Linked DNA regions of Homo sapiens: region 1 is linked to region 2. The links are chromatin loops, found by intact Hi-C in ENCODE. Cell type or tissue: MCF 10A. All regions are shown on one strand. Links, peaks and the distances in the headings refer to the core of each region. The heading gives the core; the rest is flanking DNA.

The links. A loop is a pair of places that touch in the nucleus more often than their neighbours do. Peaks named below come from ENCODE experiments on the same cell type or tissue, not always from the same donor. Only the 100,000 strongest peaks of a DNase experiment are listed, where the experiment ranks them.
Region 1: a loop joins it to region 2, with 25 times the contacts of the local background. A loop is called at or near these places in 6 of 110 quality-filtered maps.

What each region holds. Positions count from the first base shown.
Region 1 is chr10:58,055,252-58,060,634 of GRCh38, reverse strand. No RefSeq gene overlaps it. Among named protein-coding and RNA genes, the nearest start is that of IPMK, 210 kb to the left of the region's middle. In MCF 10A, for the core only: no CTCF peak of the experiment used is centred there; no DNase peak of the experiment used is centred there.
Region 2 is chr10:58,146,946-58,152,328 of GRCh38, reverse strand. No RefSeq gene overlaps it. Among named protein-coding and RNA genes, the nearest start is that of IPMK, 120 kb to the left of the region's middle. In MCF 10A, for the core only: no CTCF peak of the experiment used is centred there; a DNase peak (open chromatin) is centred at 3,208.

The sequences.
Region 1 (5,383 bases), core at 258-5,257, 92 kb after region 2:
GTTGGCTCTGATACCCTGCTGCCACTGTAACATCTTCTGAGCCTCTCCAAAGCAGAACAATTCAATGCTCTTGGTCCTAATGCTGATAATCCTGCATCTCTGCATCTTCGCAGGCTCCCTGCCTCTTCTTGGCAAGCAGACTGATAGATCCCAGATGCTGCCTCTTGCCTTCTTTGATTTTTCCTTCTAAAATGTGGCCTGGCCCTTCCTTATGTGACTGACTCCAAGTTTTGGGTCATTTTATATTGTGCCAGCCTTGCAAAAAAAAAGAAATACATTTGACTTCCTAAATAAGGGCACCGAATTTCTTTCAGAGGCAAGTATGCCTGGTTAGAACATTTTAAACTCATTAAAGAGAGTAAAAATGTGGGACATAAAAACTATAGGAGCTGGTTCACATAAGACCTTACAAGTCTCTTTATGTTAGATGAAACTGAGAACTGCTGCAATGGGACAAATCCATGGTCCATGGAATCCAGCCCTGAAACCCAGCATTCATGGACATATTTAGGGCAGTCTATCCTTTTAGGTGAATTTAAAGGAAGGTTAATTTATGGCTTTGTATTTGTGACTCAAGCCTATGGATTTGACATCTAAAGTATCAAGCAGAAGCAGCAGATAGGACTAACAGCACAGCCAAGACAAGAGAAGGAGAAGTGTGGAGAGGGTTTTCTGGAACCTGAACAATGAAGCAGGTGGGTGAGATCACCAAGTTCAATTTGAAATGGGGACCAGCTTGCATTTAGCAGTGCTTTCTTCTCAGGGTATTTGAATTAAGCCAGCAGCCAGCCTGTCTTCTGGTGTCACAGCATTCGTTAAGGTTAGATTGCCCTATCCGTTACCAACAAGATTTAGACTTAAACACCCCACTTCTGTCCACGTTTTTTGCTTTATTTCTCTGTGTTGTAAGTATTTGGGCTCTATTTTCCAAACTTATTACTTCTCTCTTAGTAACTGTCTAGCCTAGTATTTTTTTTTAAGATGCAAAATCCTACAAAACCACTTTTTGCTTCTGGGCCTCCAGGCCTGTGATGGGAGGGGCTGTTTCAAGTCCACTTGATCCAGAGCTGAGTTCAGGTCCTGAATATCTTTGTTAATTTTCTGTCTCTATGATATGTCTAATGTTGATAGTGGGGTGTTAAAGTCTCCCACTATTACTGTGTTGGAGTCTAAGTCTCTTTGTAGGTCTCTAAGAGCTTGTTTTATAAACCCGGTTGCTCCTTTATTGGGTAAATATATATTTAGGATAGTCAGCCCTTGTTGAATTGAACCCTTTACCATTATGTAACACTCTTCTTTGTCTTTTTGATATTTGTTGGTTTAAAGTCTGTTATATCAGGAACTGGAATTGCAACCCCTGCTTTTTTCTGCTTTCTGTTGGCTTGGTAAATTTTTCTCTATTCTTTTATTTTGAGCCCATGTGTGTCTTTGCATGTGAGATGGCCCCTTGAATATGGCACACTGATAGTTCTTGAGTTTTTATCCAGCTTGCCATTCTGTGTCTTTTAATTGGGGCATTTAGCCCATTTATATTTGAGGTTAGTATTTTTGTGTGTGAATTTGATCCTGTCATCATGATGCTAGCTGGTTATTTTGCAGACTTGTTAATGTAGTTGCTTCATAGTGTCATTGGTCTGTGTACTTCAGTGTGTTTCTATAGTGGCTGGTAATGGCTTTTCCTTTCTGTATTTAATGCTTCCTTCAGGAGCTCTTGCAAGGCAGGCCTGGTGGTGACGCATTCCCTCAGCACTTGCTTGTATGGAAAGCATTTATTTCTCCTTCTCTTATGAAGCTTAGTTTGGCCAAATATGAAATTCTGGGTTGGAAATTATTTTCTTTAAGAATGTTGAATATTGGCCCACAATCTCTTCTGGCTTGTAGGGTTTCTTCTGAGAATTCTGCTGTTAGTCTGATGGACTTCCTTTTGTAGGTGACCTGGTCTTTTGGTGTGGTTGCCCTTAACATTTTTTTCCTTCATTTTGACCTTGGAGAATCTGATGATTATGTGTCTTGTGGTTGATCTCCTCATGGAGTATCTTACCAGGGTTCTCTGGATTTCGTGAATTTGAATGTTGGCCTGTCTTGCTAGGTTGGGGAAGTTCTCCTGGATGATATCCTGAAGTATGGTTTCAGGCGTGGTTCCATTCTCCCCATCTCTTTGAGTGTCCTAACCAGGTATAGGTTCAGTCTTTTTACATAATCCCATAGTTCTCAGCGGTTTTGTTCATTCCTTTTCATTCTTTTTTCTCTAATCTTGTCTTCCTGTCTTATTTCAGCAAGATGGTGTTCAAGCTCTGAGATTCTTTCCTCCACTTGGTCTATTTGGCTATTGATACTTGTTGCATTATGAAGTTCTTGTGTTGTGTTTTTCAGCCCCATTAGGCCATTTATGTTCCACTCTAACTGGTTATTTTGGTTAATAGCTCCTGTAATGTTTTATCACGGTTCTCGGCTTTTTTGCATTGGGTTAGAACATACTCCTTAGCTCAGTGAAGTTTGTTTTACCCACATTCTGAAGTCTACTTCTGTCAATTCATCCATCTCAGCCTCAGCCCAGTTCTGTGCCCTTGCTGGAGAGCTGTTGTGATCATTTGGATAAGAGGTACTCTTAGCCCAGTATTTAACCATTATTATCAACTTTATAAAAAGATTCAATGACTCTTTAATTTATAGAATTTCTTTTTCATCCTCAAATCTGGTTGTTATTTTTAAAATAATGTCATGCCTTTAACTTTTGGGTTTGTTCCTTTACTTCTCTGGACTTTAAAAAACACTTATAAAGTCTCTTTCAAATTATTCTATATTCACCACTTTTAAGTGTGAATTCTTCCATTTACTGCATTGTCTGTCTTTTTTGCTGGTGGATTTCCTCTTGTTCTTTTAAATCTTGTGTATGAATTCTTCAGTGGGAATTTTCTTCTTTGGGAGTCCAATAGGTCATTACGGTGATTGTTTTTATATGAGCTTCTTAATGTGGGTTTTCATACTTTATGAGTAGTGAAAAGAGTGCTGCACATCTGCACATAGAGCAAATCTGGTGTTTTGAATTCTCAAGATTCACTTTTCACCAAAAGCTTAGGAAGTTTTGTTACAGTAGGTAGCTAGTCAGACATGAGCAGGGCAGGAGAGGGCCATCCCACCCCAAGGAATATCAGGCAACCATCAGGTGATGGTCAGGCATTATTACACCCTTTCTCTAAAATAATAATCGGTGCAGCTGGCGCCAGGGAAACAGTCTCCCAATAGATGGAAAAACCTGAAGCTGGTGATCAGCAGCTTACCGATAATATCTCAGAAGTTGGGCAAGTAGGCTCATGTATGTGCACTAAGAGGTAAAATGGTGGAGTTTAACTGGTATATAACCTTATAGAAACACTTGACTGATAAGGGAAGAATGCCTCAAGTGAGCATGCATACAGCTCCAGTAAACACACTGTGCATGTTCCCCTCCCAAGTGCTAGCAGGCCACTGCGCATGCGGACTGCCCATCCCAAGGGAAGAATCAGGGGAGAAGGGATTCAAAACCCCAGAAGTATGCCAGCATATACAACCCTATGTCAAAGGCCAAATGGTGCACTTGATCTCTCAAGTCACCCGCTTGGCCCTCTTCCAAGTGTACCTTGAGCATGGCTGTGTATTTAAATAATTATTTTTTATATTGAAGTAATCATTTTTACATTATTTCAACTTTTCTTGTTTTGAGCAAGGGAGCAAGGTCTGAAGGTTGAAGTGTGCCACTGTCACAGGAAATTGCTATATTGCTTCTGTAAGTGATGTGAAAAGAAAAATTTAGCACTGAATGGTTTACCAACACAAACCTGCATGTAGAAAAGAAATGGAACTGCTTGTTAATTTTGGCTCTAGATGTCTTCTAAATAAGATTAAACATATAGTTTGAAAGAAGAAGTAGTCACATATATGCTTAAGATGAAACTAAAGTACCAGTTGAATTGATATAGAAAAATAATTGTACCATAACAGAAAGAGGCTTTCATTTTATTTAATTAAATACATGTATTCATATGATTTATGTTGGGTCATTTAGAACCCATTGTAAATTAGATATCAAATTATTATTAAAAAGGTTTTAAATCTGGTTTGGCATGGTGACTCATGTCTGTAATCCCAGCACTTTGGGAGGCTGAGGGTGGGTGGATCACCTGAGGTCAGGAGTTTGAGACCAGCCTGGCCAACATGGTAAAACCCCATCTCTACTAAAAATACCAAAATTAGCCAGGTTTGGTTGTAGGTGCCTGTAATCTCAACTACTCGGGAGGCTGGGGCAGAGAATTGCTTGAACCTGGGAGGTGGAGTTTGCAGTGAGCCGAGATTGTGCTGCTGCACTCCAATCTGGGTAACAAGAACAAGGCTCCATCTAAAAAAAAAAAAACAAACACAACAACAACAAAGGGTTTAAATCTTATTTAAAGTTTAATCAAATTTTAGTGGAATACTTTCTACTTTATGGCAACTTAAAACATTGAGAAAAAATTTGTCTAACATAAAACTAACAATTTTAAAGAGTAAAATTTAGTGGTATTTAGTGTATTTACAAGAACCACCTCTATAGCTCCAAAACATTTTCATCACTTGCAAAGGAGACATTATTTCTTTTGCAGTCACTCCCCTTTCTCTCCTCAATCAGCCACTGGAAACCATTAATACACTTTCTGTTTCTATGGATTTACCTATTCAAGATATTTCATGTGACCTTTCGTGGCTGGCTTTTTAAACTTAACAATGTTTCATCCGTGTTGTAGTATGTATTGATACTTCATTCCTTTTTTTTTTTTTTTTTTGAGACGGAGTCTCGTTCTGTCGCCCAGGCTAGAGTGCAGTGGCACGATCTCGGATCACTGCACGCTCCGCCTCCTCCCGGGTTCACGCCATTCTCCTGCCTCAGCCTCCCGAGTAGGTGGGACTACAGGCGCCCGCCACCACGCCCAGCTAATTTTTGTATTTTTAGTAGAGACAAGGTTTCACCATGTTGGCCAGGATGGTCTCGATCTCTTGACTTCATGATCCGCCTGCCTGGGCCACCCAAAGTGCTGGGATTACAGGTGTGAGCCACCGTGCCTGGCCGAGACTTCAATCCTTTTTATGACGGAATAATTTCCCATTGTGGGTATACCACATTTTGTTTATCCATTCATCCATTGATGTACCTTTGGGTTGTATCCATCTTTTGGCTATTGCTAATAATGCTTTTTATGTTAAATTTTATAAAGTGATGGCAATAATTTAATGGCAACATAATTATGATTTAACCCTAAGGGATAAATGTAGTAAGGAAAGTTAATAGCATAGTACATTATCATGGCAAAGAAATCAGTGTTAAGCCATTTCATATCTCGTATTGTACTATATAGATCCTGAATTGATT
Region 2 (5,383 bases), core at 244-5,243:
TCACAGGCATGGGTGTTTTTCATTTGAAAAGCTGCACAGGTGATTCTGGAGTGAAAGTTCCTCCTTTGGAATAACATTTGTAATTTCTTAAGCTTAAAATAAACACATTCTCAAGATCTGCCTCATCAGGGTAACAGCCCACAATTATTACAAGAGCACAGAAGGGAAGTAGGTGCCCCAAACCTAGAAAGATGTCTGAGAATCCTCTCACTAGTTCCCCCTGTGTGTCTCTGAGGCTGAAGTGCAACAGTAATGTGAAGTGTCATTTGTTAACAGCCTTTGACTTTGTAGTACTGAATTGTTTATTATATTATCAAAAGCAATCAAGAAGGTACTGGGCATAAAGCACTAGGTTAATTGGAGTTGAGAAAGGTTTAGGAGCTTGCATCCAGGCCTGAGCATGCAGAGATACAGAAATTTAATGGTCATCCAGACTATAACAAAGAAGGAGAAAGATTCTGATTAGCAAATTTGGAGATTCCACAGAACAGACTTTATATAAATGTTATCAATTTTGCCACTCACTGCCTAGGCTCATGCTTAATATGGAGGAGTCAAATATGATGGTATAATTCTTCCCTGGGCAGAAGCAGAAAAGCTGAACACAGTGTTGTCAAAGCCATGTTGCAAACTCCGAGTGACGATGGAGATAATAAGGTCAAGTCCTGTGAGCAAGTGCACAGTACTCTTTGTGAAGGTCTTAGGGTTCAATGGAATGACTGCTGACTTATATCTCTAAGACAGCACAATGGTAGACTAAAATGTTCATTAGCTAAATGTATGAGAACACAATTGACTTGACTGTTGTTTTTCCTCTGGTCGATCTGTTAGTTTAGTGTTATATAAGCATATCCTGAATAGTCAGTCAATTTGAGTCAACTGTATCTAATATAGTCAGTTAAATGGAAAAAAAAATCAGTTGAACTTTTTATTTGGCATAAACATAACATAAAATACAAAACATTTTAACTGATTGCAGCTTTCAGTTTTAGCACTGGTATGGCATGGTTAGCCAGTCTAGGCTTTAAAATATCAAGAAAGATAACACTATTTTGTTCACTTTAAAGTGGGTAATTTTGTGTTAAGTGAATTTCACCTCAATAAAAAAACAAAATAAAATAACTAAATAGAGCAAAATTTCCACTTGGGGGAAAACTTCCTAATTACTATTAGCTATCTATTCTATCAGTTTTTTATTATAAATCACTAGGTCCTTTCTTCATTATGTTCTTTAGTAATACATACTATGTTATACTCTAGGAAAGCAAATATAGAAATCAGGATATATAATGAAATATGCACTAATGACATTTGGTATCTCTGATTGCCCATATGGTTAATAAATTGCAAAAATATGTGCTTTGGAAACCAATTTGTTTAGTCGTCTAGAATTTACAGTGATCTTGTTCTAGTTCATAATTAATGTACAGGGTTTAGCCACAATACCCAGAAGCAGGACCTACCAACAAGGCCTTTAGCCAAAGCAACTAAGAGTAGCCCAAGGCTCTAAGTTTTGTATGTGGCACCGAGGCAGGGGTAAGGGTCAGAAGAGATGAGCCCTAGGGCTTCTTGTACCACAGATTCCAAAGTTCTGTGAAACCAAAAAGAAACACATTTTCCAAACTAGATTTCTTTTTAACCACATTTTTAGAGATTGCAATTTTTTCTCCAGGGAAAAACCTCATAAATATTCCTTTGGAATTTAGTCAAGTATTTATAACTTTAGCTCAGAGATGGAATTGCTGGCAACTGTAAATATTTCTGACATTATGCCTTATTTGCCTTTCTGAAAGCACTCACCAAAGTCACAGCACTCAACCAAAGTCCAGCACTCACCATTCTCTTTGGAAAGAGCATGGTACAAAGCTCACTGGATGGTGCAGAAGTGGCAGTGGGATGGTTTGAAAAACTGGCTTCTGACTGTAGCAGGCTGAACTCTAAAGCTAGAAGTTTAAAATAATCAAGTCAACAACCATATATAAGAGGAAACAGATGCCTAAAAGGCATCCCTATTTTTTTAAAATATGAAAATCGTTTACTTTATTAATAGAAAAAAATTTCTCTCTTGTTTTTGATGTTCAGTGACTAATCAATTATAAATAAACTAGATAAATGTAGGCATTTTCTGTTTTCCCATAATTGATTGATTTTGCTTGGCTTTAGTCCTTCACAGTCAGACTCCTTTGCTTAATGAAAGGTGCTTGCAATGATTAACTGACTGAAATACCACATTTGACAGAAAAGGTTGAAGCATTTTCACAGTGCTTCTGTGGTTTTGTCTGATAAATGTGAACTGCTTTATCTGGTTTTTCAATAAATAATTTGCCTACATTGTAATGAAAATGACAATGAAGTGTCCTAAATGCTATGTGAATGCCCTGCTCTTCATGAATTATCCAGGTAATTGCAATCGTTCTTTGCCTTACATGAATTATAGTGATCAGGTCAACAGGTGCTTTGCAAAACGGAAATTTGTGAATATAATTTAGCTGGGAACTAGGAAGCCTGATGAAAAATAGTGAAGAGTTCTCTCTCCCTTAAATATCCCATACATCATAGCACATTATGGCCTGAGAATTAATTTGAGCTTAGTTTTGAAGTAAGCCAGACAGAAAGTTTCATATCTTGTATATTTTTTCTGTTAATTGTATCAGTTGCAGGTTGATATTATATGTGCCAAAATTGTTCCACAGATGTGCTTTATTTAGCCTTCATGTTGTCATCTGTCTTATGAAGTTTCCATTTATTATAATTTTGCTTTTCTTATAGCAGAATAAAAAGGAAAATGCAATTATGTCATAAGTATCTTTCTATCAAAAGTGGAAGAGTAAAATCTAGACCTAGAAGGTCATGCCTTTTCTAGAAAACTCAAAGAACATTTTTTTGTGTGTGTGTGTGGAACTGCAGAGTAGTCTAAATCCAGAGGGTGTCTTTGTTAAAAGAATAAATGTAAACCACTATTGTGCAACAAACCTTGTCTACTTCTACCTGGACCCTGTAAAGTCATTTTGGTTCAAGAACACTATTTTACACAAGAATTGCAGTTTTCTTTGATGGTTTGTGATTTATCCTTTCTGATTCCTTCCACATGTTTGTGTCTTTAGTAAAAATTAATTATTTACAAACATTGTCTCAATTTTTTATTTTTCCCTTCCTACTGCCTGGCAGGATACAGCTGTCCAAGGTCCTGAAACTCTTTCTTAGCATACCGTTTCTCAGTCTTGGCTGACCATTGGAATTCACCCAGGGAGCAAAAGAAAAACAAAACAGAACAAACAATGCATGGGCATCACGTCTAAAGATTCTGGTTCAATTGGTTTTTAAGATGCTCACCCGGCAATTGTAATGTGTGAGCTCACCTGAGAGCCACTGTGACTACGGTTGTTTTATTTTGATACTTCTGTTTAACCTCTTTGTCTCTGCATAGCTTTTTTTTTTTTTTTTTTTTTTTGAGTCTCTGTCGCCCAGGCTGGAGTGCAGTGGCGCGATCTCTGCTCACTGCAAGCTCCGCCCCCCGGGTTCATGCCATTCTCCTGACTCAGCCGCCCGAGTAGCTGGGACTACAGGCGCCCGCCACTACACCCGGCTAATTTTTTTTGTATTTTTAGTAGAGACGGGTTTCACCTTGTGAGCCAGGATGGTCTTGATCTCCTGACCTCGTGATCTGCCCACCTCGGCCTCCCAAAGTGCTGGGATTACAGGCGTGAGCCACCACGCCCGGCCTCATCTCTGCATAGTTTTATTATGTATTACTACTCTTTTACATTTCTTCTTTGGCAAAGATAATATGTGATTTTTTTCATAGCTATAGGACACTTAGAACCAGAATTTTTGTTTCATGATGCACTTAAATAGAAGTTTTGGCTGACCTTTTGTGTTTCTGTCAGATACATTTTCCCTCCTTCTGGAAATGTTTTTGTGATACATTAAAAACTCAATTCTTGGCCGGGCGCGGTGGCTCACGCCTGTAATCCCAGCACTTTGGGAGGCCGAGGCGGGCGGATCACGAGGTCAGGAGATCGAGACCATCCCGGCTAAAACGGTGAAACCCCGTCTCTACTAAAAATACAAAAAATTAGCCGGGCGTAGTGGCGGGCGCCTGTAGTCCCAGCTACTTGGGAGGCTGAGGCAGGAGAATGGCGTGAACCCGGGAGGCGGAGCTTGCAGTGAGCCGAGATCCCGCCACTGCACTCCAGCCTGGGCGACAGAGCGAGACTCCGTCTCAAAAAAAAAAAAAAAAAAAAACAAAAAACTCAATTCTTGTATTTTAGGAGGCATGTTATAATTAGATAGGCCTTAATTTTTAGTTCAAGTGTTGCTTGAAGACTTGAGGGAAATGAGAATAGGAAAAAGCACTGTTGTAATTAGAGAGACATGATGGCTCTGCAATTTTTGAGAAATATTATGGGGTAAGAAGATATGAATTACATTTGACCCAAAGAGTATTTGACCCAAGACCTTGGACTATTATTCCAATTTAACCATGCAAAGTCCCCACTAGGAATATATTAATATTTTCATGGAATAAAATGATGGAACCAAGGCACATTCTTTATTCTGCTCTGGCTGTGGCCTTTAATGGTCTACACTGAGCCAAATGGAAATTATAATTGCTCATCCTAAGGGCAGTTCTGAGGTCTAGAACTAAAATGGATTGTGTGGTTTATTTCACTAGTTACCCATTGGAATGATCTGGGATTTTTTAAAAAAACTGTTTCGTGGGTTCTCCTCTCCTCTGCCACCAGAAATACTGGCTAAATTGGTATAACATGTGCCTTGGCCTACAGAATTTAAAAAATCCAGCAAGGTGAATTCAAATACGTAGTCAAGGATAATAACAATCACTGATCTTTTCTATTTCCCTCCCATTAAGTGTATCCCTGAGTCTCAGATTTTTCTTGTGTAATGGCAAGGGCCAGAGGCACCCCAGAAATGATGAATAAAAGAGCAAGAAGCTCTAGTAACTCTCAAGAAAGAGTCATCTCCAGGCTCACCTTTCCTCACCAGTTGAGTAAAGTAGGTCTTCAAAGAGAAAGCAACCAAAGTAAAATGGAGATGGACAGGTTTTTCCCCAGGAAAAAGCAAGCCCTGTTCTTGTCTTCCTTCAGCTTCAAGGAATCAAAAGAAGACAAAGAAAGAATATATATTTATGCATATGATGTTTGAATCCCTTGAAAAATGCACATTCAATAGCAGGGATCAATACAGAGACAAACTCCTTGTCTTTTGGAGTAGAATGAGGTGAGCAAGTCAGGAAAGTATCAGTCCTGATCCCACTTTTATAGATCTACTGGTTCAGTCTCTGCATCTTCACCCATGATCGTGAGAGGAGCAGTTCAGTCTCCCAAGGCTTTCATGAATGCCTCTGATGATAATATGTTTT